2 separate regions of the Homo sapiens genome follow, and region 1 is linked to region 2. Evidence: read pairs that join two places in POLR2A ChIA-PET (ENCODE). Cell type or tissue: HCT116. All regions are shown on one strand. Links, peaks and the distances in the headings refer to the core of each region. The heading gives the core; the rest is flanking DNA.

Region 1 (2,905 bases), core at 245-2,744, 110 kb before region 2:
GTGGCTCACGCCTGTAATCCCAGCACTTTGGGAGGCCAGTGCGAGCAGATCACGAGGTCAGCAGATCAAGACCACGGTGAAACCCCGTCTCTACTAAAAATACAAAAAATTAGCAGGACGCGGTGGCGGGCACCTGTAATCCCAGCTACTTGGGACGCTGAGGCAGGAGAATGGCGTGAACACAGGAGGTGGAGCTTGCAGTGAGCCAAGATCGTGCCACTGCACTCCAGCCTGGGCAACAGAGGGAGACTCCGTCTCAAAAGAAAAAAAAAAACAAAAACAATAAAAATGCAAGTCTGTTGGAAGCCCTGCCCAGTTCCATAGTGCATCTGTGTGACTCTGTTCAGGATTTTGCACCCATAGGCGCAGAATCTCACGTGTGTGCACATGTGCTTGTGACCAGGCAAATCGGTTGCATCTTTAATGTGCTTGGGAGTCCTGGAAGAGAGCCGTTTCTTAGGAGTGTTGCATGTCAGAAAAGGAAAGGAACTGAAGAAAGCTGTTTCTTAAGATTGTTGCATGTCAGAAAAGCAAAGGAACTGAGGGGCCCCACAGGCCTCTTATTGTACAGAAAGGGAGAAGATAAGGTCCAAGGGGTTGAATCACATGCTCTGGTCACTCAGTGAGAGAACACCTTAATAAAATTTGCCACGAGGCTTGTCTTGGCTGATATGTGAGTTCCCAGAGGTCACAGGCAGAAGCGCCGTGGAAATGGAATATCGGCACGGGAACTTAGGTTTCTCCTCCGCCTGTGGCAGCGCTGGAGAAGATGGTGGCACCTGGTGCCATGACTGCGTGCATGATGATCATCAGGGAGCAATGATGGGAAGTGTCTAAGGGTTAGGCTCTGGAGACAAATTTCTTTTTCTTTTTCTTTTTTTTTTTTTTGAGATGGAGTCTCGCACTGTCGCCCGAGCTGGTGTGCAGTGGTGCAATCTCAACTCACTGCAACCTCCGCCTCCCGGCTTCAAGCGATTCTCCTGCCTCAGCCTCCCAAGCAGCTGGGATTACAGGCACCTGCCACCACGCCCAGCTAATTTTTTGTATTTTTAGTAGAGACAGGGTTCCACTGTATTGGCCAGGCTGGTCTCAAACTCCTGACCTCGTGATCCCCCCGCCTCGGCCTCCCAAAGTGCTAGGATTACAGGCATGAGCCACCACGCCCAGCCTGGAGACAAATTTCTACTGACCAGCTCCTTCTTAACATCGCTGCACCTCAGTTTTCCCACGTGGAAAATACAGGTCATGGTACTTCCTCCTTCAGAGGGTGGTTGTAAGAATCCAATGGATGGATACATGCAACAACTTAGCAAGGTGCCTGGCACGCACTAAAAGCTCAACAAAGATGTGTCCTTATGATCATTCTCTGCTTGCATCCTCACCAGTGGATCCCAGCAAGCCCACTTCAGCTCAGAGACCTCTGCTAGGGCCCAGAGCCCATCCTTTGGAGATTCCCATCTCACAGGCTTTGTGGTTACTGACTGACTTTGTAATTCCCAAACCTGACCAGCAGGCAGTTCATATGGAAGTTCTTGCCACCTCCTGGTGAAAACAAGGACTGCGGGCAAATTGCTTGGTGTCCTGCTTTGTCCTGAGGCTGGAGCAAGGGGCATGGGTGGGCTGGGAGCCTTGGGCAAGAGGCTGATGCGTCGTGAGTGGTGAGGCTGGTGTCCGTGGGACACAGTGCTGTGTTCTCTCCCGCCTTGAGACTGTTTACGATTTGCCAGACTCTTGTGGTGCTATCCAAAATAATGCATCCAGTAGAGCGTTCCTGCCTTGGGGAGCTTGCATTAGGCTGCTGACATTCCCACAAAGAGCTATTTTTTTGTGCCACTTACTTTTATTTTTGTCATTTGCTTTACTCTCTTAATTTCCACTCTACCTCCCAACCCCCAACCCCTGTTCCCACCCATATCATTGCCTGTTAAAAGCAGCGGGAATTCTGAAGCCAGCCTTGTCCTCATTTAGGATGAGGACCTGAGCACAGAGGGATATTTTTCTTGTGGCAGCTGTGAGCTTTGCCAACCCCACTGAATTCAGGCTGGCCACAGCTCATCCCATGAGGCCAGGTATAGAGCCTTTCCTAGCAACAGTTGCAGAATCACAGCAGAGAGCGCTCCTGGGATCTGGCCCCCAGGGTTGGTCCATTTAAAGAAGCCACACTTGAGCCTGAGCCTAGCAGAGCTAGTGAGAGAAGAGTGTTGGCTCCATGCTGGCACGGGGCCTGCCTGTCCCTCCACCCCTTCAAGAACCCGTGACAAACAACCTTGCCTGGTGCCCAAGTGCCTGCCAAGCCCTGTCATATTAAAACCCTGGAAGACTCGGCAAGGAGTCCAATTTCAGCCCAGCAGGTGGGGAAACCAAGGCAATAAGAGCCCAATGTGACCAAGGTCACACACAGCTCTGGCTACAAGGCCCCGGAGGCCGGGCATCCAGGGCTGCAGGCTAAGCACCGAGCACCCTCACCCTCACCCCAGCCAAGGCTCAGCTGGGCACAGAGGAGGAACAAACATCCCCCACGTCATTCAACAGCAGAGCCCAGAGAAAGGCCCAGCACTTCCCCTCCATGAATGCTATTGCTGGTCCCCTCCCTCCCCTGGCGGGAGGGGGGGATACAGAGGCACTGAGACTCCCTGGAGCCTCTTTGGCAAGTCATTTCCAAGCCAGGCAGCCTGATCTCAAGCAGCTCCCAGTTGAGTGCCTGAAACACCAGACATCAAAAACCTGGCAGGCCTGGGGAGAAGGGAAGATTAGATCATTACAGCAGAATGAAGCAAACCAAAAACCCAGAGAAGGCAGGAGGGACAGAGGCCAAGAATGTTTCAAGGCAACCTGAAACTCCTTCAGATGAGAGCGGCCCGTACAGTGGCAGCTTCCCCTACTGCCAGGAAAGCCTGGCGTGTCT
Region 2 (2,905 bases), core at 252-2,751:
ATCAAGGTCAAGAAATTACTCCCATTGGCCTATTCTCTCAAAGCTGTTGAATTGAGTCCTCATTGCCCCACCACTCTGCCCACTTAAACATGTCGTTTGGATTTGCTGCACAAATGATGCACAAAGATAAATATGAATTTTTAAATGTTGGCCACTTTGGCTCTGAGGGGAAAGGGAGTGAGAAGGATAGGAAACGAGGGTCAGAAGAAATGGAGGTAAAATGGAGATGAATGGAGCCTCGGCTCATCCAGAGGCCTGGGCTGAATCTCAGAAACCCACAAGAATCCTTACACGCCAGAGAGGAAAAGTGCTTCCTAGGCGTCCAATGTGGAAAGCTTCAGGGAAAGGAGAATCCAGCTGAGGGATCAGAGAAAGGCTGGTTAAGGCAACCAAACTAGCAGCTGAATGGGTCCCAGGAAAGGAAAAGTTCACATGGTTTAAAAAAAAAAAAAAGCCTCCATTTAACAAGTGGTCCCCGGCTATGATAAACTTTAATTAACTGCACTATCATAATTCACTTCTAGCCTGGGTTCCACCCCAACCTGCTCTCTCCCTCCCACTCCCTCCCTCCTCTCCCCAACGTCTCTAGTCAGGTTTCCTTAGTGAAACCAAACTGGCCTCCATGGCTGGATGCCTCATTATTACAGCTGCTGCTTCTACTGTTCATAATAGCACCCAGCAACAAGAAGGAAAGAAACGATGCTGTTCTCAGTGCTTAAAGACAGGCCCTCCTTTCCTACCTATGTGCACTAGTAATCAAGGGTCTTACAATCCTAAAAGTTCCTGAGCATAATACCATAGTGATGAAGAGACAGTTGCAGGCCGGCAGGAGCAGCTGTGCACAGAAACCGGTAACAGGGACAACTCCCAGCTGGAGCCACCAGACACAACTCATAAGGTCCACGCCCAGACAGGTGATCCACATGTCTAAATTCACATGCACTGTGCAATGCCGGAGGAGGGGTGGCTGCACCCACCGCTCCTTCCTTCAATGATAGTTAAATTATACCCGTGACACTGTATTCTCAGGCTGTTGAGCTTTACCAATTTTAAGAGTATGTGCCTTGGGAGCGGGAGTTGGGAGCATCTTAGAGGATCTTCCAGGCAAAACATGCTTGGTTTTTATTAATGAACTTACACAAAAAGCCAACCCAGACCTTTAAGTGCAATGTGTGATTGGTAGCCAGGCGAGGATGGGTTTTGGAATTAACTCTTCCTACAGTCTGCTATGCATTATCACCCCCAAGTTAATTACCCCTGCGGATGAAAATAGGTTTCATGACTCATAAGCACCAATACAACACTTGGCAGCAGATGAAAATGCAAGGACACATTTGCAGGAAGCTGACATGAATATCTATTTATATGTGGGGAGATTCTTAGAGGTGAGGCAGGCACCTCCCATGTACCAGGATTAAGAGGCTGCAGCAGATCCATCAATATTGCCACTTATCCACACCCACACACACACACGCGAGTGCGCGTGCACACAGAGTCCTGGTTTCCACCACTTCAGTGATGGCAGTGGCAAAGCAGGAAAAGAAACTAAAAGGGTGTTATTAACAAGTTCCGACACCAGCCCGGCCTCCACACCAGAGTTCTGGGCGAACCAGTGATTTGTTTCTCCCCAAACGTGCCTGTACCCATCCCCACCTCCCAGTCTTCCCACTCCTTTGATGGGAGTGGAGTGGGGGATCCAAGTTTCTTAATAGTCCTTCAGCCTTGGAGGGGACCAACAGGGCCCAGCTCGCCCCGCCCAGGAATGAGATGTGGCCAGGAATCAATTTGACTGGATTGCCGGGTTTTGTTTTGCTTCCTCCCTCCTGTTTTCTGCTCTTCTATTTGCCTCCCAGGAAAGTACAAGGTTCAGATCAGGTTTGTTTGCCTTCCCCTACCACTGGGAGGACTCCAGGCTGCTCTCAGCCCACGAGCAGGGGCTCTGCTCTAAAGGGCAGTAGTCTTCTCTCCGCTTCCCCGCCTCTCTGCACCTCACAAACGCCGCCAAAAGCTGATTAGATGAATAATTGCATTGCTTCACCAGCAGGAATGGATTTTTATTTGATGTTGGAAGTAAACCTTTGCTTCAGGAACTAAGTTTGGGGTTTCCCCCCCTCTTCCTCATCCTCAGAAACCCTCTCTAATCAACTAAGTCTTTAGAATTATTTCTGCCTTTAAAAATAATTATTTAAAATACAAGAAAGAAAACTTGTAATGAATGAGGTGAAAACTGGTTTTCCAAGGAACCAGCCTGAAGCTACTGCGGACTCTCCAAGGCTGAGTGTATGCATTTGCTCCCAGCTCTGTGGCAGTTTTGTTTTAAATATGCAGACTGATGTCTGTCATATCTAAGAAGCAAAGCATCCTAGCTTTTCTCCTAGACTTTTTCGCCCACTTGTCAAGTCACCAGCTGCACTGGGTGTCAGCCTATGTTCACCGCCACAGGGCGAGGCACCAGAAAGCATTCTTGACAATGCCATTTGCAGCTGGGCCCGCATCCGGGGGAAAATAGAGATGCTGAAGAGTAAACCGAAATCGCTTAGTCAGCAACTGTCGCCTCCCCAAGAGGTGAATTTAAATAGCCTGGTACCGAGGGGGAGGGGCAGCAAGGCAGCACAGGGCCTTTCCCACAGGCCAGCTCCCAGGGCTTTCAAAAGCACTAGGATTTTCGTTCTATACTGGAGGTAGGGAGGGTGTCGCCTACGTCGGAGTTGCATGGCCTTAGCCCTAGAAAGACAAAATTGCTGACTCAGCGCAGTTAATATCAATTGAATTTATTACAAGTTACTAAGCTCCAAGGCACATTACAGTGTTCTGTTAACTACAGAAATGTATAAAGGACAAACAGAGCAGATTCTCCATGTCTAGCATTTCGCTCTACTGTTCAAAAGCATCCGTGCATCAATAA

What was found. Peaks named below come from ENCODE experiments on the same cell type or tissue, not always from the same donor. Only the 100,000 strongest peaks of a DNase experiment are listed, where the experiment ranks them.
Region 1: POLR2A ChIA-PET joins it to region 2 with 14 read pairs; 27 of 35 experiments call an interaction of 5 or more read pairs at or near these places.

What each region holds. Positions count from the first base shown.
Region 1 is chr14:76,915,775-76,918,679 of GRCh38, forward strand. No RefSeq gene overlaps it. Among named protein-coding and RNA genes, the nearest start is that of LINC01629, 42 kb to the right of the region's middle. RefSeq lists a silencer at 1,412-1,706 and enhancers at 2,524-2,905, 2,761-2,820. In HCT116, for the core only: a CTCF peak has its summit at 1,542 (motif pointing left); a DNase peak (open chromatin) is centred at 1,527; H3K4me3 peaks cover 230 bases; H3K27ac peaks cover 1,712 bases.
Region 2 is chr14:77,021,788-77,024,692 of GRCh38, forward strand. IRF2BPL (interferon regulatory factor 2 binding protein like) reads right to left here. Exons shown (of 1, transcript NM_024496.4): 1 at 2,756-2,905. Among named protein-coding and RNA genes, the nearest start is that of IRF2BPL, 5.5 kb to the right of the region's middle. RefSeq lists an enhancer at 1,759-2,053 and a silencer at 2,260-2,485. In HCT116, for the core only: a CTCF peak has its summit at 1,928; no DNase peak of the experiment used is centred there; H3K4me3 peaks cover 1,544 bases; H3K27ac peaks cover 2,500 bases.